7 separate regions of the Mus musculus genome follow, and all the other regions are linked to region 1. The links are chromatin loops, found by intact Hi-C in ENCODE. Cell type or tissue: heart. All regions are shown on one strand. Region 1 holds the start of Zswim6 (zinc finger SWIM-type containing 6). Region 2 has its middle 11 kb from the start of Gm32186. Region 3 overlaps Zswim6 (zinc finger SWIM-type containing 6). Region 4 overlaps Gm32090 (a long non-coding RNA gene). Region 5 holds the start of Gm32090 (a long non-coding RNA gene). Region 6 has its middle 8.4 kb from the start of AI197445. Region 7 overlaps Ndufaf2 (NADH:ubiquinone oxidoreductase complex assembly factor 2).

Region 1 (4,000 bases):
GAACAAACTGCCGGGAGGTGCGGGGCGCGCAGCAGCGCAGGGGCGCAGGGGCCGCGGGGCCCCTCGGTGCGGACGCCGGCCGCGGGTCACAGCGTCGGCGGTGCTGCCCGCTCCCTCAGCACCGCGCCCGAACCCCGGGCTCAGGCAGAAGTCGGGCGGCGGGGTGCCTCACGGGACGGAGAAGCGAGAGCGGCGCCCCTCAGCGGCCCGGCCGGCCGTCACTGCCGGCCGGGGTGGCTCGGGGACCCGGACGCGGACGCCGCGGAGCTCGTTGCAGACACCTTAAAGCAGCCTGAGTACGAGGGGCCGGCCGGCTAGCCGGCCGGCCGTCGGAGCCCCGAGCGGAGCGGTGGCCGAGCGGGGTTGAAGGGATCGCCACCACCCCACCTCGGACCGCGGGGCGCGGAGCAGCGCCAGAAGAAAGGACGCGAGCCGGGCAGTGCAGAGCGAGCGCCCCGGTCGGCATTGTCTGCGGCCCGCGCCCCCTCCCCCGCGCCGCACGCCCCAGCCCGAGCCCCGCGGCCACCCGCGCCTTTGTCCACGCCCGCCCCGCACACCCGCACTCAGCCTGCCGGACAGACGACCGGGACGCCGACACCCACCACCCCGCCACCGAGGGGCGCGTCCTTGCTGATTCATTTCCCACTCGCGCTAGCCCGTCCGGGGAGACGGGGGCGGGGACCAGCGGGAGGAAATGGGCGCTCCGCTCCGGGGACCGTCCGAGTCGCCCGCTGCTGCACCGCGCGCGCCCGACCCGAGGCGGCCCAGGGGATCGGAGGGGAGACCCTGCCCTCCCCCACCCCCGAGGGACAGGAGGACAGACCGAAGGACCGACGGCCCGCGGCAGCCCCGTGACTCACCGACTTGCAGGACGTTGTCTACGCAGCCACTCTCCAGCAGCGCGATACCCCGGCGGAAGGGCAGCCGCGTCTCGTCGCCGCCGTCCGCAGCGCTGGCCGCCCCCACCGACGGGGTCCCGGTGCCCGCGGCGACGGCGGCGGCGGCGGCTGAGGTGGCGGCCGGCGAGGATGAGGAGCCGCCGCGCCGCCGCGCCGCGCCCGTGCTGCCGCCCGCCGCCGCCGCCGCTGTCGTCGCCGGGGCCGCCCGCGGAGCCGCCGCCGGTGTTGAAGGACGAGTACATGCAGATCTCCCGCTCACTGCGGGGAAAGGACCAGTAGACGATGCGGCGCTGCACCGGCTCCGGGATGCGCTCGAAGCGCTCCTCCACGCGCTGGAACGGCCACTTCTCCGCCACCCTGCGCGCTGCGATGTCCAGCAGAGACTCGGGGCTTTGGGTCTTGCCCGGCGGCAGCAGCCCCAGTGCCGCGCCGCCCCCGCACGCCGCCGCCGCCGCCGCACCGCCCGCCCGCGGGCCGGGCCGACAGGCAGAGCTGTAGCCGCCACCCGCGCCGCCGCCGCTGCTGCCCCCACCACCGCCGCCGCCGCCGCCGCCGCCGCCCGGCCGGCAGCAGAGCCGTTTCGCGGGAGGAGGCTGCTGTCCGCGCTCCGCCATGACCGCGCCGCTTCTAACCCGACAGCGGAAGTGCCGGGACCCTATAAACGGCACAAGGAAGCGCGACACGCACACGCCGTGGCGACGCCACGCTGCCATCTAGGGCCCGCCGCTCCTTGTAGGGGCACGGGAGGTGTGGCCTAGGCCGTGACGACATCGCCGAGGAGGAGCGCCGATAGGGAGAACCTAGGGGAGGGGGCGGGGCCTATGCAAATCACTGGGCTGAAACATAAATAGAGCGCTCCGTGGACACGGGGGTGGCGGGGGCACCCGGGTTGGGTGCCCGGTGGGCTGTGAGAATGTCAGGCTGCTGTGACGCGGGAGGCGGGGCTCAGGCGGGGTTTCCGCGGGAGGGGTCGGGCCGTCTGCCAAGGGGAAGGGTGGGTGGGTCTCTGCGCCCCCTGTCTACTCAACTTAGCCCTCCAGCGCCCTGCCTCCTTTTGATGTCCGCCGAGCGTGGACGCTCCTCGTGGGTCGCCGCGGGGCGGGGAGGGGGGAGGGTTCCGGACTAAATGGAGGGCGGGCCGACTGCTCGATGCCCCACCCCCCAGTCAGCCGGCCCCGCGGGGAAAAGCCTCTGGGCGGAGGAGGCGCTTTCAAAACAAAGAAATGCTGCGTGAAGCCCCGGGGACGCGGCCGAGAGGAAGGCGGGGGAGGCGCGGCCCAGGCCGCCTGCTTTCCTTCCAACCCGGCGAAGCGAACTTCCCCCACCCTCGGCCGTGGCTGCGGCGCAGGGGGGAAAGGGAGGAGGGCTGAGCTCAGCCACTGTTTTCCACTTCACTTTTCGCCGACCCAGGTGGGGAAGGGGCGCGGCTGCCCCGCGTAACTGCAGCGCACCCAGCCCTGAGCCCCGGGTTCGCTCCGGCCCGGTGACACGCCAGGGAGCCGAGTCGATCGAGCGCCCGGACACGCGCAGCGCTCGGATGCTGCCCCGCAGCCGCTGGACGCGCGTCCCGAGCCGGCCGCGCCGCCCTGCCCCGCCCCGCCCTCGCACTCTTTCAGTCCTTCGGGCCAAGAAGCCGGCCCGCCCGGCTTCACCCCAGAGCCCCAGTCGCCCTCTGCCGCGACCTGCTGCAGACCCAGGGGGTCGGGCCGCTCACTTAGAGCGCACACACGGGCAGAGAGGATCGCGCAAACTCTCCAACGCGAGACGGTTGTCGCTCACGGCCGCCCGGTGGCGGACAACAGCCGCGGGCGCTCTGGAATCTGCGGCGGGGCTGAGACCTGGAGTCCTTGGCGCTCCGGACGCGCGCTGCGCTCCCTGCAGCATTGGCGGCGCCCGACCGGCGGGTCCTCCCCGCTGCAGGGCAGCAGGAGAGCGAGCAGCGCTGGGAGACGGTGCCCGGGCGCCAGCGGAGGCGGAGAAACGAGTCCCCGTCTGAACCGGGAACCCTGCGGACATTGTTCTTCGCACTCTGCAGAGCTTGGTTAGATCTCAGCCAAGCCGCAGGCTTAATGACCACGTTAGACACTCTGACTTCTTGCTCCACCTTCTGTTTTTACTGTAAACAGTGTTAGAGATACTGTCCTATTGTTGGAGATAAGCCCTAGCTCCTCTGACACTTTCGCATATTGGCTACTCCCCACTGCCTACCTGGTCTGAATTTAAAGCAACTACGCGCGTCGGCGTTGTAAAGAAAATTGCCCACTCAAAGCGAAGGCCGCCCGAGACATTGGACGTGATCCATGTCGGGCATCGGGAGCCCCAGGCTAGAAGTCCCTGGAGACAGGACGCTGGCAGACTTTCCATAGCTGCTTGTTAGGAAAATTTTGGTGACATGTTTTTGTATATTCATCCAGTATTTTTCTAGGCACCTCCTCGGTGCCTAGGAAAAAGCCGGACAGAAAACTGGAAGAGCTTTATGGGCAAGCGGAAGAGGAAGTCCCTTTCCTCCGGTTGTTTAATATCTATATCTCTTTAAGAAATAATTTTAAGAGACTTTAAAACTTAGAGTATCGGAGCAGAAAGAAGGGTGAGCCCTAGTCTGTCCTCAAAAAGTCACGACAAAAGCGTGTGCAGTACAGGTCGCTGAACATTTCCACCCGTGTACACGGGTCTCTGAATTAGAAAGTTAAAAAGGACAGAACTGATGTCCTCGGACAGAATTAATGACTCATTCAGGGTCAGATGCGGTGTTGGTGGGAGGGATTAATTTCCGTTACCGGAAAATACATACCTTTAGAGGGGGCTAACATTTAAAGAATTTGATATCGCAATGAACTAAAAGAGGCTGGATCTAAGACATGGACCTTCCCTGGAGGGATCCAGTCATTTTTTGTTAAGTTTTTTCTGGGAATGGAACATAGGCCCTCCAGCGTCAATGCTCTTGGGCTGAACTATACCCCCTAGCCCTGGGGCAATCCAGCTTCATTTTCTAATTCAAAGAAAGCCCAAGGCCACTGAAGATGATCTAACCCTACTTGATCTCCCTGGGGTCTCAAACACTGCCCACTCTTCTTTTGAGTGGTTCCCCCCATTCTTGGGTT
Region 2 (4,000 bases), 220 kb before region 1:
CCAGATCTGCATCTGAGAACCAAGGTTTGGTCCCCAATCAAAGGGCGAGGGATAATACTTAGAAATGTACCTCAGTCAATGAACACAGCAGAAAGAGTAGTCGATAAAGACTAAGCCGGGGTACCCAGGTCGCGTTGTCCCTTTCCAACTGAGCAATCTAGACAAATAACCATCTGACCCTCAGGCTCCTCACCTGGGAGAGAAAGCTGCAGGTGCCAAACTCCCAGTGGAAAATGGGGTGGAGAGGTCATCTGTTGTGTGCAGGCAGCCCTTATTGGCTCTGTCTGGACCTTTCTCCGTTTCTTGACAACACCTGTCTGAGGTTTTCCCAGTTCAAAACAGAGGAGTTGTCATGAACACTCCTCCATATGACCTGCTGGGTCCTAGCATTCCTTCAAGGCTATCACCAGGTCCAAATATGGACTCTGGGGACCCTAAGACCTGATCCCCAGGACCACCAGTTATCGGGCAGTTACTTCTCTCTTCCCCTTGCACAGCAGGTGTGGCTGTGTCCCTGCAGCTGACAATCTGGAGAACAATCTAGAAGAGTCAGGGGGAAGTGATGCCAAGAATGAGCCGTGTAGGCAGGGAATGAAGGGCACCATTTGAATCCTGGATCAAGCCAATCCTGAAGTCAACCTTTTTTTTCTTTTTTTTTTTAAGGTTTATTTATTATTATATATAAGTACACCATAGCTGTCTTCAGATGCACTAGAAGAGAGCATCAGATCTCATTACAGATGGTTGTGAGCCACCATGTGGTTGCTGGGATTTGAACTCAGGAGCTTCAGAAGAGCAGGCAGTGCTCTTAACCGCTGAGCCATCTCTCCAGCCCCCCAGACTTTTCTACTACAAGACAGAACCACTTCCTTGTCATGGCAGCTTCCTGAGGACAAAACCACGGAGGTGATTTGAGAGATGAGCCCAGGAAGATGAAAACATGAGCCAAGGTAGCAAAAGGACATTCTCTAAGGAGTTCAGCAGACCTGTGAAAGGAAGACCTGGGACAAAAGGGGATGGGGTTTTAGCCACCAGCTTCTACCTGTCTGCGGATGAAGGCAGCAATTGAGCAGGGATGAAGGATTCTCCTTCTTGGCAGCTGTGGGCTGACCCCAGCACTGGCAGAGTAGACTCTGCCTCCAGAAAAGGTCCTGAAAGAGTTAAAGCTGGAAGCCAAAGGGTCAGATACAAAAACCCGGAGCAAGCAGGCAGGGTGGGTGTTAACATTCCTTCTAGACTCCGCCCCACAGTTACCTGGCAACAACCAGGTATGCCTGACTGAATAAAAGGAGCTGTTTGCCCCCTCCTCACTCTCCTACTCTTCCACTCTCTCACTCTCTCTGTCCCTTCACTCCCCATTCCCTACCCATCTCTCTCTCTCTCCACCTGTTCATGGCAGACTCTCCTCCTCTACTCTCTCCCCCCCCCACACACACACACCCTTTCTCTGTCTCTACTTCCTCAACTCCCCTCCCCATGTCCTAAATAAATTCTATCCCATACTATATCCATCGTATGGCTGGTCCCTCAGAGGGAAGGGATGTCTCAGCACAGGCCCACAGAGGCACCCTCTTTCTACCTCACTATACTGTGCCTCTACCAAACACATCCCTGGCTTCCCTTTCTTTTTTATAAAACACAAAAGTGGAGAGTATCGATGTACTTGTACTTAGGTCACCATCTGTTGCAGCACAGAGCATCACTAGTTCTAGCTGGAGACACCATCATCACCGTCAATCACAGATGCAGCATCACTGCACCAGCAGCAGTCTGCATGGAGGAGCAGTCCAGCATGCTCTCCATTACCTGTGGTGTGTATCTGTCTGTTTGGTTTGGTTTGGTTTTCTCACCAAAGACCTCTTTACATGGAGGTGAAGGGGTATCTAGATGGCCCAGTTTCTCAGACATTCGCACAAGCCCACCTCAGGGAACTCCACACATCTGCTAGACCCTCTCTGCAGCAGAGGTGCCAGGGCAACCGGGACTCAGGGTCCCTTCAAGAGTCACCTGTCAGCTGGGCGTGGTGGCACACGCCTTTAAAGCCAGCACTCGGGAGGCAGAGGCAGGCGGATTTCTGAGTTCGAGGCCAGCCTGGTCTACAAAGTGAGTTCCAGGACCAGGACAGCCAGAGCTATATAGAGAAACCCTGTCTGGGGGGGGGGGGGGGGAGTCACCTGTCATCAGACTCCCTCAGCAAGAACAGAGAAGAGCATGGTGAGCAGGCAGCAGGCTGGTTAGAGAAGTCAAGACACAAAGCAAAAAGTAACAATGCAGAAGCAAACCTTTTTGCTTTTCCTTTTAATTTTCCAGTCATTTCTTTTTCTTTTTTTAAAAGATGTATTTATTATTGTATATAAGTACACTGTAGCTGTCTTCAGATGCACCAGAAGGGGGCATCAGATCTCATGACGGGTGGTTGAGAGCCACCATGTGGTTGCAGGAATTTGAACTCAGGACCTTGGGATTTGAACTCGGGACCTTTGGAAGAACAATTTGTGCTTTTACCTGCTGAGCCATCTCACCAGCCCTCCAGTCTTATTTCTTAAGGCCTGTGTGGATATTGAAGGATATTGAAGGATATTGAAGACTGACTTATTAATAACCAACTGGTTAGAATAAGTAATGCTTTCTTCAAGAGTTTGTCCTGAGAGCCTCACTCTGGTGGTACAAACACCCCCTGTCAAGGAGAAGGCTAGGGGATCAGGTGAGTAATTGATCTGCTGGTGTCTTGCTGTGGATCAGGAGTTGGGAAGGGGGAGGCATGTGGATTTGGGCTGTTTCTCCCAGTCTGCCTGCATGCTACCATGCCTGAGTTCCAGGCTATGTGTCCTACATGCTTTTTGTGAACACTTTCCTAAACTGATGACAGCGGCCATTTGAAATAGGAAGAAACAGAGGCGCCGAAAGTGCAGAAGCTAATGAATAGAAAAGCGGAGCCCTGTGGCCCAACATTTTCAAACATGGTGTCCAGGTCACTGTCGGGTTCACTTCATCCAGCCAGGAGATTGCTCGTTTCTCCTCTAGTCAGTCCCATCCTGCCTGCTGCTCCTCCTCCCCGCCCCGACCCCCCAAGGCTGAGCCATCATGTCTGGGACAGTCTTTCAAGACTCCCCTCTTCTCCCACGGTTCTCTCTCCATAAGCCAGATCTGGGTCTGAAATACGGGCATTCTGTCCCATAGCCCTAGGAACTGCATATACTGCACAAAAATGCTCAGCGTCCAAGAGATAAAGGCAAACCCCTTTTCAGGGCAGAAAGAGGCATTTGCAGGGATTCTGTTGAGAAAGGTCCCCTCTCTCACCCGCAAATGCGTCTATTTCACTGACGCTGTGGCAAGAGCAGAGTGAAACAGGCCACGGAAGGCGGATGCCAAGTTCAAGTTACGACCTCCGAAGGGCTTCCAATAAATGTTCTCTTTCTTTGTCTTCCTGGAGGAAAGCCAGGGCATGAGGAAGGTTAACTGATCTTCCACTTCCAGGAGAAACAGAAGCAGTTTTGCTGATGTCATGGGAAGTGGGTCCTCACTGGGAAAGGATGCTGCCTGGTCCAGGGATGCAGCCCTCCAGACCAGGGCTTGCTAAGCTCAGGCTTCCCGCTGGTCACTGCAGTGCTGACTTGGCAGGGAAGTGGGAAGGGGAAGACTCTCTGCTGGGCCCTCACATCCTCAGCCTACACTAGCACCTCCTGGGACTCCAGCTTTGGACTGAACATGAACCCTGTAGTTTGTGAGTTTGTTTGCTTTGGGCAAATAATCACTTCCTGTTTCTTAGAAGTCAGAGCAAGCTTCCCAAGACCAGGCAGCGGCTCTTACCAAGCAGCAGGAATGTGTGGGGTAAACAAAACAGAGAGGGCGTGAGGCCCTCCCACTGAGCAGCCCCAACAAGCTGGGGAGGGGGGGAGGACGGGGAGGAGGGGGGGGTGAGAAACCCGGTGTTGCAATTTCCCCCAGTGTTAAGGAATCTCAAGAGCGGGTTTGAGGTCTCCAGGCCCCCACACAGGGT
Region 3 (4,000 bases), 59 kb before region 1:
CTGCCTCCCGAGTGCTGGGATTAAAGGCGTGCGCCACCACCCGGCAAAGAAGTTTTAAAGAATGGTAACATACACACATCATAACCCTAGCTGACCCAAAAGCAGATACCGAAAGACAGGTTTTTAAAAAACTAGTGATGATGTCTTTAACTGTGACCTTTGTGCAGAAAAGGGGTCTGGAAACTCACATGGCCAATCACAATCATCTTATATTGTTACATACAAGTGCATGTTTTTATCCTAAATATTGCCATAAAACACACACATGCACACTTTGAGAAGAAAACACTCCAATTATTACAATACTGCTATAAAAACTCAGAACACCCTTAAATTCTGTCAGTTTAGCACTGCCCTCAGAAGCCCTTGGGTAATTTGTGACTGACCATTTTGCCTCTGCCAAACTTGCAAAGTCCAAGTTTGTGTGGTGTATTTTTTCTTAGTCTATAAGCCTCTTCACATAATTAAACCCTCGTGACTCACAGGATGGGTGACCACGACGCCTAATGGAATGATCAAGATCACGCAGAAGAAGTTGGATTTTTTTTTTTAAAGAATTACTTATTTACTTATTATGTGAGTACACTGTAGCTGTCTTCAAACACACCAGAAGAGGGCATCAGATCCCATTACTGATGGTTGTGAGCCACCATGTGGTTGCTGGGAGCTGAACTCAGGACCTCTGGAAGAGCAGTCAGTGCTCTTAACTGCTGAGCCATCTCTCTCTAGCTCCAGAAGATGTTTCTTAACAGTCAATTAAAATGAACAGCAGAGGTAACTTCAGCAGCCAATCAAAGCAGCCTTTCTTTGTTAACCTAGTCAAGTCACTGAAGTTTTCCAGGAAGTTCAGTGACCCCTTTTCAGAGCCTTCATCCAGGACTGTCCCAGGTCCACTACCCACACCTCAAGTTGCCTAAACACCCTACACACAAAAATAGCTAATAAATTTGTGATTCTCACTCACATTAACCAAGAGCTAGAAGACGAACAAAACTCTCAGCTATGACTAAGCAAAATGATTTAATTAAGTCAAGAAAAACAAATGTGAACGGTGAAGTTAACTGTTAACAGGCACAGAAAAGGGACAGATTTAAGAGAAAAACAGCTCTAAGCCTAGTAAAGATGCCATCATGGTTAAAGCCAACATTTTTCTTCAAAGGCTAATGTGTCAGCCTCAATAACCCAGAGCTATCGTGTCCAGGATGGTTTTCATGCAGATATTTTCGAATTTGACTCTTTTTCACTTATATTTCCCTATTTTTTGATCTCTGCTTTACACTGCATGAGAGCTTCTTAGATTTCTTTCCTGTGCCAAGTCAAAAATAAAAATGGATTTTAGTAACAAAAGTCAAAGGTCTCAGTATCCAGCAAAAACCACCTTTCTGTTCCTTCATCCGAAAAATCTGCAAGACTTTACAGTCTCTTCCTTTCTCAAAAGAGGGGAAATAGAGTTTGAAATATCCAAGTTAATATGTAAGTTATATTTGGTTTTGTTTAAAATTAAACAGAAGCCGTACCGAACTTACAAAAAAGAAAGTTGTTGTCTTTTACTACAAAGTATCATTATCGACAATCTTAGTATTAAAAACTCCTAACCTGCTCCCTCACCCCAAGGTTTCTGTAACCCTCTCCGGCACCCAAAGCGATCCGACCCTCTCGTTGTCAATCACTTACGGATCCCGCCCTGCCCCGCCCCTCCCCGCCCACTCCAGCAAGCAGAGTCTGAGCACCGCTCTGGCCTGGGGCTGAACCGGTGGCGCTGACGTCAGCTGGCGACCGCGGCCGCATTCCTAAACAGTTCAGACAAACCCAGTGGTGGGAAGCTTCGAAAGCCCTCAGCTGTAGTGAGGGAAGCAAGGGCTTGGCTGGCAGCCAGACTCCTGAGCTCAGCATTTTGTAATGCACTTCCTTTTTACTTAACAGCTTGCATAATGCCCTTAACCCTTTCTTACCTGCATCTCACCTTTAACCCCTTCTTTTCTGGGTCCAAAACATTCCTTGCAACTCAGTCTTCCCATGAGTCTGTAATATGTTCTCACCAAATCACAACTGATTGACTTTTAATACTGCTGAAGACGGAATTTAATTAAACACACATGCTCCCCACTACCTAACTAAAGTACCCAAATTTTGCTTCTGAAAATAACGTTAATTTTTAAGCATAAAAACATTTTATTAATTCTTAAGCCTTTTTTTTCCTAATGATAATAATACTGAAGAATAAACTAGGACCCTGAGCAGGCTATGCATGGGAACGCTATCGCTGAGCTACACTGCAGCACTAAATATTCTAATATTCTCAAGACCCTTCATAATTTATGCTTTCAGAAACTTTTTTGTGTATATATAGAGTAGCTTCAAATAGGTCACACTGCAGAGCAAAGGGCATACAGTGGCAGAATAGCTACCCAGCCCTATCTCTGGCAGCATGGTGCTCAGTAGGGACTAACTCCACAGCTAGACAGCAAGTTTAAGGTCAGCCTGGACTACATTAAACCATCTTTAATTACAACACCTCCATGGAGCATCACTGGATCCCAGGCAACACCTGCACTGGACATTGAGTGTGTGCACACCTCCTTCACAGAGGCTGTCTAGCACCCTCTCGCTGCTGCTACCTGAAGCTGCACATCTTCTCGAGCATCTCTCGAGCTCTGCATTTTGTACTGTGTGTTCCCTTTGTGACACACGACTGCAGAGTCTTTGCTCAGCCGCTGTTACCAAAATTCTTTTTGGAGAACAGATTTCAGTACTTTAATGCACACTGTTCATCCTTGGGATGCAGCAGGGCATGTTTACCCTTTAAGAGCAGATTGCTTCTTTGTAGACGATCCCACCATACCCTTTGTTCAATTTTCTATTGGTCTTTCAGTCTTCCTAATGTGTAGTTGCTTTACTTAAAATTCATTTTTATTTTGTTTTTGTTTTTCAACAGGCTGAAGAGGTGGCTCAGCAGCTAAGCGCACCTGAGCTCTTGGAAGGGGATCGAGGTTTTGTTCTCGGTACCCACAATACAGGCTCACAACTGCCTAAAACTCCAACCGCAGGGGATCTGACACCCTCTTCTGACCTTCCAGGCACCTAGACATACATATACTTAGGCACACACAAATATACATAAAAGACCTGAATAAATCTTCAAAAAATTTTACATATACATGAGTGTGTGTGCACAGCATACATGTACAGGTCAGAAGACATCCTCAGAGAATTGGTTTTCCCCATGTGTGTCCACCATATGCATCCTAGGGATCCAACTCAAGCCATTAGACTTGGTGGCAGTTGTCTTCTCCTGCTGAGCCATCGTGTCATACTGGGGTGGTCTGAGTGAAAGTGGCCCATAAACTCATAAGAAGTGACATTACTGAACATGTGGCCTTGTTATAGTCTTGTGGTTGTTGGAGGAAGTGTGTCACAGGGGTGGACTTCCCACTGTGACAATGATGGACTAAATCTCTGAACTGTAAGCCAGCCCCTATTAAATGTTTTCTTTTGTAAGAGTTCTTGTGGTAATGGTGTTGCTTCAAAGCAATAAAACCCTTAACTAAGACACATACTATGCCTTTCAATATATTCTTTAGGGATTTTTTTTTTTAAAGAGAAAAAAATAATGCAGAGATTGGCCAGATGGCTCAGCAGTTAAGAGTATTCCCTGCTCTTACACTGGACCCATTTCGATTTCCAGAACCCACATGGCAGCTCACACTCGTCCATAAGCCCAATTCTAGAGAGCCCAGTACCCTCTCCTGGCTCTACAGGCCCCACACATGTAGGTGGAACACATAAATTCACACAAACACACACATAAAATACGTAAATCTAAAATTTTTTAAATAAACAAGGAATGAGGATAAACTAGTCCTGTCAACTAAGTTTTCTCATTCTTATGATATCTCTTAGTAATTAATTACTATGCCAGGTCCCTCTGAAGCTCCTACCTGAACACTTATGTAAAACATATTGACAGATATCATAAGTACACGTGTAACTGAGTACATAC
Region 4 (4,000 bases), 280 kb before region 1:
AATGGTGAGAACACACAGGATGGTGTCTATTCTCTGTCGAATGAAAGGTCTTCAGAAGATTGGTCTGGCTAGACTGGATGGCGAGGAGCTAAAGAAGCAGGCTGGGTAGAACAGGAACGAAAGCCAGATGGATGAAGAGTCAAACACCAGGTAATCAGTGTTGGGAGTCTCAAGCACCAAGCCTGGCTTCAACTTAGGCTCTAAACAAAGAGTGTGATAACTTGGTTTCAATCCAAAGTTCTTGCAAATGAACGCCTTCTGGGGGTGGAGTTATGCCCTTCCCATGTGTTTCTTCTGGGCTCGCTGTCTGAAGTCATCACTGTCAGGATCTGGCTTGCCTTCCCTTCCCATCCACTCCTTTCCTAGCTCCATCACCAGTTTCTGATCAAGAAGGTAGTTCAGCAGATTATCAAGGCTTGAGGATGCTCATTGTCCCCGACCTAGATTCCCAGAAGGTTCCTAGAAGATTCCTAGGTGCCTTATTCCTAGAAGGTTCTTTTACTTGTTCTCTTGGCTGACTTCTCCTTAGCATCAACGACATTTTCTCAAGCAAAGTTGCCACTACCACTGACCAGCCCAGTCACCGTCTCCACGTTCTCCTTGCCTGGATGCAGTGTCTTCTCCTTCATTTCTGTCATTTATTGTCTTTATCTATGTAGGGTGTCTTCTGGAAAACAAAAACAAAAAAACAAGAGTAAGCTTTCATACCACAGCTTGTCCTTGACTGTTCAACAAGTAAGTAAGTGGTGGATACTAAATGAATGGATGAATGAATGATTATAAATGTTCCAAGCTTCAGGCTATCTTCTCTCACAAATTCATAGGTGAAGAACTTGAACCTTTTCCCAGAAAAGAGAAAATAGGAAAGTAACAGAGTTGCCTCCACCACACCAGCTGATCCTGCAATGTTGCACTTGAGCTCAATGCATTCTAATGAAAACTCTGGGGAAACAGTTTCAGAGGAATCCATTTAAAAAAAATGTCATTTACACCTGGAGAATTCACCCAACCTTTGAACCAATTTCAAAATGCAGTTCTTTAATGCAGATTTGACAAATTTGAAATCTCTTACACAAAACCGTTTTTTCATCTAATGTATTCCCCCAGCCTGTACCACAGTTTAAGTTATGGGTTTTTAATGGGGTAAAACACTTCTATAAAAAATCATCAATATACCATAACTGCCTCTAAAAAATTGATGAGTTTGGAGCATTGATTCTGTCCCTGAAAATGCCATCCTTGCCCTTGGCACCCTGGGCACTTCTAATAAAAAAAAAAAGTGGCTAAGGAGGCATAATGAATATCTAATGAACCGTTTTGTATGTCTTTGTGGCTCCTCCAACTATAAATAAATCAATGAGCCTTACAAAAATACATATTTTAGTGGTAAGTTCATAAACAATAATCTTGTTTTTCTACCATGACTTGAATGCTATTCTTTTTATAACATAGCTGAAAATTTTATAGTTTTTATACATATCCATAACCCAGAGCTTTAAGCAGTCAGGCAACCTAACCCATGTATGATTTTTACAATGGCCTCGGGGTATGGAAGCTGGGGGGTGGGGGTGGCATGTAGGAAAGCCAATATAACCATTTTCTAGTCGCCAACATAGGATATGAAAAAAATCAGTAATGAACGGACAGCGAGGCCAGGAGAAGACTTGATCAAACACTGTGGGCTAAATGAAGAACAGAGGTATGACAGCTACCCCACAGGTCAGGCTCAGTGGGCGATGGCCCTGGTCCCAGGCTAGGTCAGCCAAAGGCAGCCATTGACTGGAAAAATCTCCTCTGTCAGTATAGTGTGTTCACCTGATCCCTGCCAAAGGTTTTCGTTATATTGTTCCACCCACTTCCTCAACTGGAAATGGGGTAACTGCTTCCCCTCCTGTTGACTCAGACTCTATGACCCAAAGCTTGGCCTGTCTATCTCGCCGACTTCCCTTCCAGAAGCCAAATATAACCAACCCTTTCCTGGCTCACAAAAAAAATTCCAGTCAGACTGCTATGCATGGTGACCAATGGCCCAAGAACCTCTGGTCAACTCTGCCCACAGCCAAAAATAGCAGCCACTAGATTAGTACAGGCTGGGAGTTTTGTTTCTCCTGTTGTTGAGACTTCATTGGAAGTTTATTTTACATTTTTGTATTGAATTTGGTTTTGTTTTTGAAAGAGAATGGAGTAACAAGAATTGGCTACTCCAGCTTCCCACATTAGACTCACTGGTTTAGCGTTGTCACAGTGGGCCATGAGTGGAAAGGTATTCACCACTTAAAATTGACCACTCATCCACAAGAAGAGAGCTCGACAACTCCGTCCAGCATTGCTTCCTGCCTGGCCAGGGTTGAGGTGAGACCCAATTCCCCAGAGTCTCATCCTCAGTCCACCCAAAGACAGGCTGTAGACTTAATGGGGACCTTCCCATGGCTATGCCCACAATGTAGCCGGACCTCAGGCATGTTTTGTGCTTCTTGGGCTGTTGATACCCTCCACAGTACTAGAGTGAGACTCTGATTATTCATTTAAAAAAAAATCCAGCAACCAAGTGCCCTCTGCTCTGCTTTATGACATGCAAAGCTCTTATCAAGCTGGTTTTTCTGCAGGCCAACAGACACATCTTATTAAGTCTTACCTAGCGGGTGAAGTTAAATTGAAGCATGCTAAAGAGATACAGGCTGAAGAAGATGATTATCTTCTCGATGCCCTGTTTCCAAATGCGATGAATAATAAACAATTTTGCAAAACTATAACCTCCAAATTGTCGGATCATCTTTGTACTTCTGTTTCTTCAAAGACAGAGACTGCTTTCTGGCATTATGCTCCCGCCTAGGAAAATAAAAGAACACTCCCTCAATTTCTCCATGTGCAAGCATACTGCACAAATATATTTCATTTCTTGTCATGTTGTATGCTGTCCCGGAATCAATAAATAATTTATGGGCTTAATGCATTTATCAGCTCTCCTGTTTCACAATAACACCTGCTTGAATAAGAGTTCAGTCTTGTAGTTTGCACTGCACATACGCACACACATACTCACACACACACATACTCACACACACACACACTTTCCTATATATTCATGTCAAAGACGTCTTCTATATTAACAGAAAACAAGCAATGTCTTGGGTGTTTCTCTACCATGAAATTAACTTTGCATCTTATCCATCAAATGAGTGAAATGTGTTAACAGGTCGCCATACTTTGCAGAAGCTAAGAGCTAACAACCTACACCAAAGGAGAGCTTAAGCTGAGAATTTCACATCACATTTTCTGAAGTGGTTTCCCTTCTTTGTTTGTTTGTGGGTCGTCCCCCCCCCCCCGCTTTTGTTTTGTTTTAATTTTTCTGCAAGAAAGGTTCCCATTTTCCCAGGGCTACTTAGACTGTTGAAGGCACACACAGCTTCTACGTTGTTGAACTTGTGCTACTGAAGTTGCCTCCCTTTTGGAAAATATCATGTTTATCATTAAGATCTGCCTCTGAGCACCTAGCAATGCCAAGTGTGGTACCAGGTGCATGTGGTTGGCAGGACTCACCTCTACTGCCACCCACAGGCTCCAACTTGGATTCAAGCATGTCATCACTCACACCCTTGTGGCAGCCGCATCTTGGGGTGCCACCATTATGACAACAAGCAGCAGGCAAGAGCACAAGAGGCAGCAGCTGCTTCAGGGAAAGTCAGGTGACTGCACCTGGTTAGTGCAGTGCCGATTGCTCTGCTCCACTGCCTGCCCCCACCCCTTCCCATTTGGAAGGCTTTAGTGTTTAATTATGCCATAAGAGAATCACCATCCTGATAGATTCTTAGAAGAAGGAATCTCAAAATGAGTCTAGTCTACTCATTTTAAAGACAAGGAAATGGAACACCATGTGGGGGAGATGGAAGTGGGAGAGCAAGGGTTACAACCTCGGCTGAGATCACACAGGTTGTCCTTTGCACAACAGAGACAGAAATTAAGAATTTGTGGTCGAACAGCAAAGCTTTTCCACTGCACT
Region 5 (4,000 bases), 280 kb before region 1:
TGACAATGTCAGGTGGTACAGACGGACATGCAGGAGGAGACAGGGCTCAGAGTGATGCTGAAAGAAGAAAGAGAGGCGGTCTCAGAAGCACCCAGTGTGAATCCATCTCCTCATCAAAAATGCATCTTCCTGGGAAGTGTCTGGGCTTGGCCAGGGCTCTCCAGCTTTAGACTCACGTAGTCCAACTAGCAACAACAACAATTAATCAATTGTTTAGCAACACATTCAAAGTGCTTGCAGTAGCTTCGTCAAAGAGAATTAGGACACCTTGATATCAGAGCTAGCTGATGTCTGAGCACATACTTGTGGCCAGGTGGAAAAGGTATGATATCAGCTGAGGTAGAAGGGGTCACGGGTACCCTTCCTCCCACCACAGCTGTGATAGACAGAATACAGACTATTATGCAGTTCGTAAGGAGAAGGAGAAGGAGGAACCTGGCATGGGCGGGGTAGGTGGAGGTGGCATGGGAGGTGGCATGTTCTATTTCCCAAAATAGTCCCTTACCTTTATTCCTGAACAGTCACCCTGAAAACCCAAAGAAATCACTTGGGGAAAGAAACTAAAGAAAAGGTTGTATGTCTTCCAATGGATAGTCTATGGCGATTTATGGTTGTCGTTGTCCATGTCAAAAGAGAGCTGATTTAGTATTTTTGAATGACAGCCTTTCACACATTTGTTTTTTATAAAGATGCTTTATTCACAAAGGCCTCCTAAGTAGAGCATTTGACAGCGGAGCATCCACAGTGGTAGAAGATGGCTCAGGGATGAACATCCCTTGCTGTTTCCTCTCCTCCAAGTCTGCCTTCATCTTCTCTGATGCATGTTCCATGGAGCCCTTACTCCAAGGACTTTCTCAACACCTTCACCAACCTCATTCTATGGCAAGCAACTCCCTCTACCTTGGTGGGACAGCAAGTCCCATTCTGTTCCTGCTTCCAGGGTAGCATCATTCTAACCAGGGTACGACCTGTCCCATCCATGTTCCACACAGAGTGTACCTCACCATCCCATGACCTTTAAAGACACGATCTATAACCTCCTTGTCCTCCAAGAGACCATTTCTCTTCCACTTCTCTCTCCTAATCATCTTCTTTCCTGTCTTCAGCACTCCACATCACTGCCCATGTGTGAATGGACCACTCTCTTCTGTGTCTCAGATCTTGCCATCACATTCAATGTCCATACGGACAGCACACGCAACACCTTTGCCCTCTTCTTCTCTTACCAGCTCTCCTGACTCCATGCCTTCCGGGTGCCGGACATGGGGAGACTGGACAGGCAGACACGGGAGACTGCCGCAGGACCCTACAGAATCACCGTGGGATGGGCTTTGGGCCCGCTAGACCCCGCTCCTGGGGGGTGGGGAAGGTGCACTTTCAGCTCTAAATCTGGGCCACCACAGACCACTGGGTACAGTGGAAGATCCAGCTCTGGGGTTCCTGGTCCTCACGGAGGCCAGAGATGACAGGTTATCAGTTTCGGACATCTCAGACACTGCTGGATGTCTCAGAAGAACTGAGAACAAAGTGGAAGTCCCGGGGGCAGCTCAATCAGCCCTGGGACCGAAGAGAGAAGGGACAGGGTAAGAAGGCACTGGCTGGCTCCCATGCAGGCAAGAGTCCTTGGTCCGGTCTAGCAGCTGGAAATGCTGGGAGGCCTTCCTGCAGGAGATTATACGTGGCTCTTTAGGAGAAAGCCTATTCCATGGCTCCAGCACAACAAGTCTAGATGAAAGGAGGCAGTCTGTGGTTTTAAAGCTTTATTGTAGAAAACAGAGAGAGAGAGAGAGAGAGAGAGAGAGAGAGAGAGAGAGAGAGAGAGAGAGAGAGAAAGGTCGAGAAATAGAGGCTGGCCATGGCCACGGGGAGAGAGGGGGGAGGGAGAGGGAGAGAGAGGAGGGTGAGGAGGGTGAGAGATGAGAAAAAGAGAACAAGATCTTAAGAGAGAGAGGAGGGGCCAAGCAGCCCCTTTTATAGTGGGCTGGGCTACCTTGTTGTTGCCAGGTAACTGTGGGGAGGAGCATACCTGGCTATTGCCAGGTAACTGTGGGGGTGGAGTTCCAACAGCCTACATGACTGATGGTCACAGAATTATGGATCTGGGGCCTTGTGTTAGGAGTCTATGTCTGGGAACATGGCAAACAAACCTTCTGTCCCTTGCAGATTAATTTGCTGGATCTCCAGGGTTTAAACCTAGGTCGACCAGAAAACAGGCTACCTTTCACAGTCCCACACATGCCAACCTGGGAAATCACCTAGGATCCCACCCCACCCCACCCCCCACCTGAAACAATCTCTGTTTTTTTTCTCCTTTGCTCTCTGTCTTGGGGTTTCCATTGCTGTGAAGAGATACCATGACCAAGGCAACTCTTATAAAGGACAGTATTTCATTGGGGCTGGCTTACAGTTTCAGAAGTTCAGTTCATTATCATCGAGGCAGGAAGCAGGGCAGCTTCCAGGCAGGCATGGGGCAGAAGGAGCTGAGAGTTCTACATCTTGTTCCAAAGACAAACAGGAGAAGACTGGCTCCTACGTGGTTAGGAGAAGGGTCTCAAAGCCCACCCCCACAGTGACACACTTCCTCCATCAAGGCCACACCTCCTAATAGTGCCAATCCCTGGGTCAAGCATATTCCAATCACTGCACTCTCTAAACACAACCATTTCTCCTGTGAACCCCATCAATTCCACCAAACCTATTTCCCGTGTCCCCAAGACTCTCTTCTTCCCACCTTTTCCACTTTGATTGTCCTCATTTTCTCAACTCCCTTGTGGTTTGCTTCCTTCCTCTATCTACCTAAGCTCAAATACTCAGCACTTAAACCATGCTTTTCACAGCATTCTAAACCAGTAGTGTATGGCTCTGTTTCCTAATGTACATGCAACAGAGAAGCAAGGAAGTAACTGAGCTCACATTTCCAACACTTTATTTATTTTTAAATACTACAAACAGACTGGCATTTCCCTCCTTTCAAATAGTCTACCTGTTATAAGTATTTAAGTCCCAGCCCACGGATTCTATCCTGCCTTAAACCATTTAAGTTCCTTGATTTAAAAAGCACACTCATAGCCTTGATATTTACAGTAAGCCTTAAGCAGCACAATAGCTGGGCAGCTGCCTGCCCTCCATGCTGTTAGAACCCTGAGTTATTGTTCACTATTTTCTATGTTTCATCTGGGCTGCTCTTAACTCCAACAGCCAGGCCTCAGGGTGACATACTTATGGCTCACCTAACCAATGCAGTTTCTCTCTCTTCCTCTTCTTCCTCCTCCTCTTCCATGCTTCTCCTCTAGCACTAAGCTTTGGAACCCTAAGCCCTGCCTATGTCTCTTCTGCCCAGATATTGGCTTTCTGCATCTTTATTTACCAATCAGAAATAACTTGGGGGGACAGGGTCACAGGGGCTGGGGACCCACACTTAGCATTAAAATCGACCGTAAAAGACAAAACCTTTACATCTACCAAAACGGAAATGTAGAAAACCCAAGACTTTAAAAGACAAAAGTAAGTTTCTTGGTGTTCTCTGACATTCTCAGTGGAAAGTTTTACAGAACCCACATTGTATAGGCCTGGACTCCAGGTCCTATTGCTTCCTTCTGCCTGTGTCCACAGCTACATTCATGGAACCATCTGGATACAAGAATTCTGTACTCTGCCAAGTGGCTGAAAGATGTACAACACTGTCTCAGATTAACCTCACAACTTACTCTTAAGGCCCAGGGAAAAGGGACTGTTAGTCCTCAAAGACACACAATCAAACCAAAGGACAAAGATCTTTCTTCCATCTCCACCTTCTGCCGGCACCCACCACTGTGCCTGATGTTACCACAAGAGAAATTCTAATAAGCCAGGAAGTCCTCACTGGATGCTTGGAGACGTATCCACTGCCTTCCCATGTCACTCAAATGTAAAACCTCACTAAAACTCCAACTCAAATTAGGACACTGGTGCCTCTGCTAATTTAGTTAAGGCCATTTTCACACCTTGATTGTTCTAGGGA
Region 6 (4,000 bases), 430 kb before region 1:
GGATTTTAGTCCTCCTGATACAAACACAGCATCTCATTAATCCTTTAAATTTCCCTGAAAACACTGATCGTCCTTTACATTTCTTTGTTACCCGTGACCTTGGGTTGTGCCTTTAGTCATTGTTCTATTGCTGTGAAGAGACACCATGACCATAACAACGCTGTAATTATTTTAATTGGAGGTTGGCTTGCAGTTTCAGAGACTTATCATCATGGTGAGGGAGCATGGCAGCAGGGATGGTACTGTAGAAATCATTGAGAGCTACATCCTGAAACACAGGCAGAGAGAAACAGACACTGCCTATGGTGTGGGCTTTTGAAACCCCAAAGCCCAGACCCAGAAATGCACTTTCCCCAACATGGCCACGCCTCCTGATCCTCCTAATCTTTTCAAACAGTTCCACTACCTGGTGACTAAGAATTTCAAATACAAGAGACTAAGTGCCATTCTTATTGAAGCCAGCACAGAGTAGTAGCTATTCAGATCTTTCCCTGAACTTTCAGCTTGGTTGTTCATTTTCTTATTATTTCACTTAAGAATGACTTATGCACTGAGCACAAGTCCTTCACACACTGTATGTTTTGCAAATATTTTTTCCAGTAACTTTTCCTTAACTCATTCATGTTTGATTTGTAGTTTCTTTTTTCTTTTTGTTTTGTTTTGTTTCCTGAATGAGGTGTGTTGACATAAAAATGCAGCTCTTACCCTAGGGAACAAGAGGCAGTTTATTCTGGATCCACATATGAGTGAGCATGGCCCAGATACATAGACTTAGGTTTCCCTGGATTCCATGTTCTAACATGGTAATGGTTTTATGTGGGTTTTCATGGGCACAACAAAGATAGCCACAAATCAGCACACTTTGAATTATAAGAGTGAGAAGCCTGTTTGTTTCAGGCCTCAGATGCTATCTGAAGACATCCTGACCTTTTGGGGTGGTAGGAGCTAAGGGCCTGCTCATATATTACAAAAGTATTTACCTAATACTCACAGATATTAGGTCACACACAGAGGTGGTCAATAAGTGGCTTTTTAGGGAGCTAAGATAACCCAAGATAATTTGGCTCTGGACATTCCAGCCATACAGCAGCCATTGCACTTCTAATCAGCCAGCTTCAGTGCAGACAAGGGTCCTTCTCCCAAACTTAAGTTAACATGTGGGATGAACGCCCTGTGCATGCATCTTGTCAAACCTCTGGCTCCCTTTGCAATTTGCAGCTTCTGATAATAAGAGTTTCTGATGCTAAAGCAGTAGAGTTTGCTATAAAATTCTAGGAAGTTTGAGTCATGAGCCAACTTCATGAAAATACTTTGTTGGTCATTATATTATTAATAATTATTAATTATTATTATTACTCAGGAATGGTCACAATTTCCTGGTTCTTGACTTTGGAATTTTCAGAGTACTCAAATAAATTCTTAGCTCTCTAGCAGACTGTTTAAAGATGCTCTTGGAAGCCCCTAATTATTAGGAGAGCCCAAACACACAAAAAATTGTGTTCTCTCCATCCATGAAGTGGAAATATCAATTTATATTTGTGTAAAACTTCAAGCAGTGGTTATACAGTGGTGTTTTTACATGGGGACTCGGTTCAAGTCTGCTGCTGCAGTACATGAGTGTTCTCTCTCTCTCTCTCTCTCTCTCTCTCTCTCTCTCTCTGTGTGTGTGTGTGTGTGTGTGTGTGTGTGTGTGTGTGTGTGTGTGTGTGTGACGTGCGCACGCTGTGGTTCAGTTCTAAGGCTCAATTGGATCCCTGGCTTCAGTGCATTGGCGCTGTGTATAGGAGCGGCTTCTGTAATTGAAGTTTCCTGATCCTCTGAGGTGGTAGCCCAGAGACCTCCCATAGATGGCAGCAAACACACTTTCTAGCGCTTTCCCTCTTCGTTCAGACTAGTCTCCTTCAGGGAAAGAAAATGAATGCAGAGACGATGGAGTCATAATTAGCAAACAGACTCCAGTCATTTAAAAAATTGGCAAGAAGCCTTATTAAAGGAGGCAATAATAGTCATATTTTGCACGTGTAACAGGGCCTTTTATCTCTAGGTTTCCAAGCGCCTGTCTGAGTCATGCAGAGGGAAAAAAAGAAAGGAAGAGAGAAAAAAAACCACAGGGTCAGAAGTCAGGAAACTGTAGCTCTGTTTGGCATTCTGTAGCATTCTCTCATTTTAAAGTGAAGGTGCCAATGTCTTTCTTGCATTTAAATACAAGGAATTTACCACATGTTAGGGGAGGGGGGAGTGAGCCTGTGAGGTGATTTGGTGCTCCTGGGCTGATAGGAAAAACATGCATTCCTCAAAGTTGTCCTCTGTGAAAATAACAAGAGAGCTTTAAACACGAAGCCTAGGACAAACATCAGACAGCGTTATTATACACGGTGTGAGAGGCAAAACGAGGAAGATTTTAACATCCTTGCTCACGGAGTGTAATTGTCGGCACAGCCTCATATTGATTCTTATGAGGCAGGAATAAATACTCCTGCAGATGCAGAGTCCTGTGAACTCCCAATCACTCATTCTTTATCTTTGGCAGAATAGCTCTAGTGCAGAAGGAAACGGCTCCAAATGTGGATACACCTACAAGATACAGCTCTTCCCATACCATACCACGTTCAACCTTCATCTCCAATTTACTCGCAGAAACAGGGCCAGATCTACTGAAATCTTCTTGGAACATTAAAATTCCCCTTCGTTGTTGTCAAGGTTCAGTGACTTGACAAGCTAAAGACAGACACCCAACTTTTGAAGGGAAGGGAGGGCCGGAAATAGAATGCTTCTCTGCCACATGAAAATTCACCTGGGGCTTGATAACCTGAACAATTTATAATGCCTGCCTTTTTATTTATTTATTTTTTATTTATTTATATTGACTATGTTACCTTTACTTTGGGACAAGGTCATGAGCCTTTCTGAGAGTCAGTTTTCTCACTATAAGAATCCCTCCCACATCCCACCTCCACAGAACTGGTTTAAGGATTAAATGGATGGAATAGATTTTACATGATGCATGTTGCTTGATAGGTATTTAACAACAATTAGTCACTAAAATACATCCATGAAGAAGTTAGGTTCTCTCGGGTTCCTTGGTGTCTCAGGAAATCAGGATAGTTAGTTCAAATCCTCAAAATCAGAACCCTACTTCCCTATAATTTCATCTAATACCTTCAAATACCTGGGACTTTGTAAGAATCCCAGATTGGATCAGCACCCAGCCTCTTGTACATAGACCTCAACTCCTTAGCCGTGTCCCACGTGAAAGCATCCCAACCTGTCAAGATGACATTATGAATCTGGAGCCTCCATCAGAGGCCCCCAGGTGATGAGAGATGAGGTCTCGCACCACAGAGCCTTTGATCTTAACTGTTTTTTTTTCTCTCTCTCCTGCCAATTTAATATAGTAACCTGTGCTGCATGTTGTACCCAGCAAGCCATGCTGGCTAGTATTTTGTCAACTTGACATAAGCTAGAGTCGTCTGAGAGAAAGGCACTTCAGTTATGAAAATATCTGCCTAAGTTAGACCTGCAGGCAAGCCTGTGAGGGCTCAGTTAGTGACCGATGCAGGAGAGGCAGCCCGCTGTGGGTGGTACCATTTGTTAGCAGATGGTCCTGAACTGTATGAGAAAGCAGGCTGGACAATCCATGAGGAGCAAGCCAGGAAGCAGCACCCGTCCAGGACCTCTGCATCAGTTCCTGCCTCCAGGTTCCTGTCCCGACTTCCCTCCGTGAGCGACTGTTGTTACCTGGAAATGTAAGATTAAATGAACACTTCCCTCCACAAGTTGCTTTTGGTATTTTATCACAACAATAGAAACCCTACCTAAGACACAAGCTATTGCTCCAAGGTTGGTCTAGAACTTTCTTCTAGAATGCTTATATATAAAGTCTTTATGCTCACTGCATTCTTTCGTGTTTGTTTTTCATCCGAAACATAATTCCTGTTTCTGTTGGCCCAAAGTGGTCAGTATGTGTAAGTGCCATGGCACTTTGTCCTCTGGGATGTTG
Region 7 (4,000 bases), 260 kb after region 1:
ATAAGTAAATAAATCTTAAAAAAAAAAACAAAAACAGTATTATTCAACATACAAAGGGGGTGGCGCTTCTGGGCATGTCCCCAAAGACTGTATGTCATACCAGAGAGACACTTGCACATGAGTGTTTATTGCTCCAAATTCACAATAGGTAGGAAATGAACCAGCCTAGGTAGTCATCAATGAGGGACTGAAGACACACATGAATGAATGAAGATCATGTGCTCTATTTGTTCAATGGAATTTTACCCAACTGTAAAGCAGCTACATGAAACCATGAAATCTGCAGGAAAATGGATGGAACTGGAGGTTACTGTGTTAAGCCCAGCAACCTCGACTCAGAAGACAAATTCCATGTGTTTTCCTTCATATGAGGATCCTAGATTTTAACTTTCATGTATGTAAGTGTGGGTACAGAACATACGACTACAGAGAGCACCGTGAGACAGGAAAACAGTCTTAAAAGATGGGAAAGTAGGACATGAAAACACGTGGTGGGCACTGAGAGGGAACAACAAGTGCAGGGGGCACAGGGTGGGCACTGAGGGGGAGGCAGCAAGCAGGGGGCACAGGGTGGGCCCTGAGGGGGAGGCAGCAAGCAGGGGCACAGGGTGGGCCCTGAGGGGGAGGCAGCAAGCAGGGGCACAGGGTGGGCCCTGAGGGGGGCAGCAAGGGGCGAAGAGACACAAGGGGACAGGAGGGGAGTGCAGGAGAAGCACCAGCAGAAACAATGCATATCAGTGCCACAGTAACCATTACTTCATATGCTAATTAAAAATACAATTTCAGAACCCGAGGGAGAGGAAGTATGGAAATAGGGGTGCTTATCATATTGCATTATATCATATTGCATTATATCATATTGCGTTATATCATATTGCATTATATAAATGTATATGCAGTTCTCAGAGAACAAATTTTCTATACAATTCCAAATAGTAAGCCCTAAATACATATACATATGAAAGATGTTAAATAAGCTCAGGTTATATACACACATACATCATATCTCATATACACACTTAGATATATGTTATCATGATGAAAGACTAAGAGGTCATGAATATGAGAAAGTGGTGGGGCGATGGAGGAAAGGGAGGGAGAAAAAGGAGGGGCAGAAAATGTAAACAAAATTCTCATATATAAAACTGTCAGAGAAAAAATAAAATGTAAAAAAATTACATTAAATTATAAAGTAGAATCTCTGAAACATCGTTTTTAGAAAGATGTGAGGTGCTATAATTACACTGATATACTCACTCACAATATGCACATATGTCAAGACATCACTAGAACAACCATAGCTACATACAAATTTTGCAAAAGCCACTCAATGAAGCTGATGGGGAGACAAGTACTTAACTCATTCTTACGTCAGAAGTCACCATGCAGTTGTAATTAGTCTCACACCTCCCTGTTCATCAAATGTCTCCTTCCTCACACGGCCATCGTAAGACTCTTCATACATACACTCTTTAAGAGTTACTAAACACTGTGCATAGTCCAGGCCAGCTTAACTTCACTTATCTAAGAGTTTTATTTACTCATAGGCAGTGCACTATAAAATGGCTTCTGGACCTTAAGGGGCTTTAAAGTGGAACCAACATTGATGAAGGGAAGACAGAAGACACACTAAAAAGGGGGAAATGGTTTTCAGAGAAAAGCCCTAGAGAGATGCAGACACAACTAATATATGCTAAGTGAGAGTTATGTTCTAATAAATAAGACAATATAAATCATTTTATGTGACATATTCAGCTAAAATGGAAAAACTTAACCAGCATCTTAGGCAGAGGGTGCAGTTTCTCATTTGGACCACAAGATGGAGCCATTAGCCAGCTGGAATGCAAGATTAAAGTAGAGACAGCCTGATTGAAATGACTCAAGCTATTTTAAAATGTCTTTATGCAGTCTATTTTTAACAGTATATATTCTCTACTCCATTTTGTAAAAATGGATTTAGAATAAAGTTTATAATAGAAAAAAATTATTCTAACAGTTGAATAATGAAGCCTACCACATAACTCTGAAGGTATTTATTTCTCAGTACCAGTCCTCATTCAACTGTGACTTCTAAAGAATGTCATCGCAGTCTGTCCCTTGTAAAGCAGCTTACACTTAGCCTCGGGCAGCAGCAGACATGACTTTCTGGACTGACGCTCTTTGGAGTTAGATGAGGATAACAGTTATCTGCCTGGTTTTAAATGCCAGGGAGAATGGGCTCTGTAAACACATGACACGGTTGGGTTCTGTTACTGAGTGGTCCTGATGAAGCAACACTATTGCTTTTCTTAATTCTTGAAATCTCCCACAATGCAGCGTCTCGGGGCAAATGCTTAGAAGCGAGTCTAGCACACAGTGTTTACACTATGATCGTTAGTATCAATACTGACCTTACTGTCCTAAGCTAAAGCAAATGTCAAAACCCTCAAACACAAAGACAACCAGCAGCCGAATTCCTGGAGACACTTGTGATGTCATTTAACTATAGACACAACCCAGATTGCCAACCTCCCACAATTAGTTTCCATTGCAGCTCAAAGGTCCCACGCTCCCCGGGTAGGGAAACCAGGAGTCTGTTACAGCTGCTTAGGTTCATTTAAAGCCACAGCAAGGGACTGGCATGGGTGACTGTCAACACACGCCATCCTCACGTTTTGTTGTTGAAAATGTGATAGACACATGTTCAGGGCCAACAATGGGCCTGTCCTCCTGTGACAGAATACAGTTAGTACTTAAGGACATGGACTTTGTACATGACTGAGGGAATTCAGGAAACAATAAAAAACAAAATCTTGTAGGAAAAACTACCGACAGCAAAGTATGACTGCTGTCCCCGTCCATATTGTGTATTCCAGTTTTTCTTCTATTTTCATTATGTGTTTTTGTTGTTGTTGCTGCTGCTGCTGCTTGGATAAATAAATGCTCTGATTCCTCCTGGGTGTGTGTGGGAAGTGAGATTCCTTCAAATCACTTTCAAGTACAAAGCAGGAAAGACAGTCAATCTTGATTTTTGGAACAATGCTGCCCTCTGCTGGAAGAGCTGAAATATTTTCATTAGTCTCAAACCTGGAGGAGTCTAGAACCACCTTCCAATTATTAACTAAAAAACCAGAAACTATACTTTCAGTTGTGGCTGTTTTCCTTTCCCATATTCTCCGTGATTATTTCTAGTCTCTAAATAATACACGTGAATTGGCTGAGGTGAGGCCTTCCAAATCGATATGTCTTTACTATACACACAACAGTGGAGGATGCAGGTTTTGAACAATTAGATAATGGTTCTGAAGGGAAATTGTAAGGCTAAGTATCTCTACAGAAGTCTGATGATGTAATGAAACTCAGTTCAGCAGGTCAGAGGCAGGTCCATGTCTGACCACACTGGAAGTTCACTATACCATGGCTAGGTTCTTTTATTTCTGGTAGGAATACTTATTCCTGCCAGGCTAATCTAGCTCATTTATTGAACAGTATCTGAATTGCCTAGTCTAGACTCTTTGAACTACTTCATCCGTGTATGTGCTTTGTTCTGTTTTGACTTTTAGAATTGAGGGCCAAATGATACCTCAATTCATTGTATAGCTGCCTTTGCAGCACCTACCCCATACACAGGCAGACACACAGGAAACTCATCGTTATACACAGGGGAATGGGGCAATAACCCTGCATTTGAAATGAGAATTTAAGCTAGTTGGTGGCTGTGAAAATATTAAAACTCAACATTCGATGAAAGAGCGGTAACTACGGTTAACTTAAGCTCACACAATGGAGGTATTGTGATGACACTGAGAATGGCAAAGTGTGTTTCTAGTGTGTGTTCCTATATGAATGTGTAAATTTTAAATGACTAGAACTCTATCTACCTATTATCTCCCCCAATCCTATTCGGTTCATATATAAAAGAGGCTTATAGCTGTGCTAGAAAACAGATCAAAGTTCCATCAATAGGTCTGTGACCTGTAGCAGCCGCTCTGTAGCAGCCTCCGGTAACTCCAGCCCCGAG

The links. Peaks named below come from ENCODE experiments on the same cell type or tissue, not always from the same donor. Only the 100,000 strongest peaks of a DNase experiment are listed, where the experiment ranks them.
Region 2: it touches region 1 in a loop (9-fold over the local background); 5 of 42 quality-filtered maps call a loop at or near these places.
Region 3: a loop joins it to region 1, with 4 times the contacts of the local background. A loop is called at or near these places in 13 of 42 quality-filtered maps.
Region 4: it touches region 1 in a loop (2.1-fold over the local background); 4 of 42 quality-filtered maps call a loop at or near these places.
Region 5: a loop joins it to region 1, with 2.4 times the contacts of the local background. A loop is called at or near these places in 4 of 42 quality-filtered maps.
Region 6: a loop joins it to region 1, with 3 times the contacts of the local background. A loop is called at or near these places in 15 of 42 quality-filtered maps.
Region 7: a loop joins it to region 1, with 6 times the contacts of the local background. A loop is called at or near these places in 15 of 42 quality-filtered maps.

Annotation. Positions count from the first base shown.
Region 1 is chr13:107,888,537-107,892,536 of GRCm38, forward strand. Zswim6 (zinc finger SWIM-type containing 6) reads right to left here and starts at 1,528. Exons shown (of 18, transcript NM_145456.3): 1 at 1,068-1,528; 2 at 1,058-1,066; 3 at 1,050-1,055; 4 at 1,045-1,047; 5 at 861-1,042. The coding sequence starts at 1,513. In heart, CTCF peaks have their summits at 167, 1,947 and 2,686; DNase peaks (open chromatin) are centred at 655, 1,605, 2,775 and 3,145; H3K4me3 peaks cover 3,965 bases; H3K27ac peaks cover 3,232 bases.
Region 2 is chr13:107,672,845-107,676,844 of GRCm38, forward strand. No RefSeq gene overlaps it. Among named protein-coding and RNA genes, the nearest start is that of Gm32186, 11 kb to the left of the region's middle. In heart, a CTCF peak has its summit at 2,381 (motif pointing right); a DNase peak (open chromatin) is centred at 3,757; H3K4me3 peaks cover 264 bases; H3K27ac peaks cover 1,008 bases.
Region 3 is chr13:107,829,585-107,833,584 of GRCm38, forward strand. All of the region lies in intron 5 of Zswim6 (zinc finger SWIM-type containing 6), which reads right to left. Among named protein-coding and RNA genes, the nearest start is that of Zswim6, 58 kb to the right of the region's middle. In heart, no CTCF peak of the experiment used is centred here; a DNase peak (open chromatin) is centred at 1,807; H3K4me3 peaks cover 758 bases.
Region 4 is chr13:107,605,618-107,609,617 of GRCm38, forward strand. It overlaps Gm32090 (a long non-coding RNA gene), which reads right to left. Exons shown (of 3, transcript XR_003950574.1): 2 at 2,636-2,829; 3 at 1-667. Among named protein-coding and RNA genes, the nearest start is that of Gm32090, 5.2 kb to the right of the region's middle. In heart, no CTCF peak of the experiment used is centred here; a DNase peak (open chromatin) is centred at 1,914.
Region 5 is chr13:107,610,858-107,614,857 of GRCm38, forward strand. Gm32090 (a long non-coding RNA gene) reads right to left here and starts at 1,992. Exons shown (of 3, transcript XR_003950574.1): 1 at 1,227-1,992. In heart, no CTCF peak of the experiment used is centred here; no DNase peak of the experiment used is centred here.
Region 6 is chr13:107,459,402-107,463,401 of GRCm38, forward strand. No RefSeq gene overlaps it. Among named protein-coding and RNA genes, the nearest start is that of AI197445, 8.4 kb to the right of the region's middle. In heart, a CTCF peak has its summit at 1,862; no DNase peak of the experiment used is centred here; H3K4me3 peaks cover 412 bases.
Region 7 is chr13:108,150,155-108,154,154 of GRCm38, forward strand. All of the region lies in intron 1 of Ndufaf2 (NADH:ubiquinone oxidoreductase complex assembly factor 2), which reads right to left. Among named protein-coding and RNA genes, the nearest start is that of Ndufaf2, 6.5 kb to the right of the region's middle. In heart, CTCF peaks have their summits at 1,816 (motif pointing right) and 3,042 (motif pointing left); no DNase peak of the experiment used is centred here.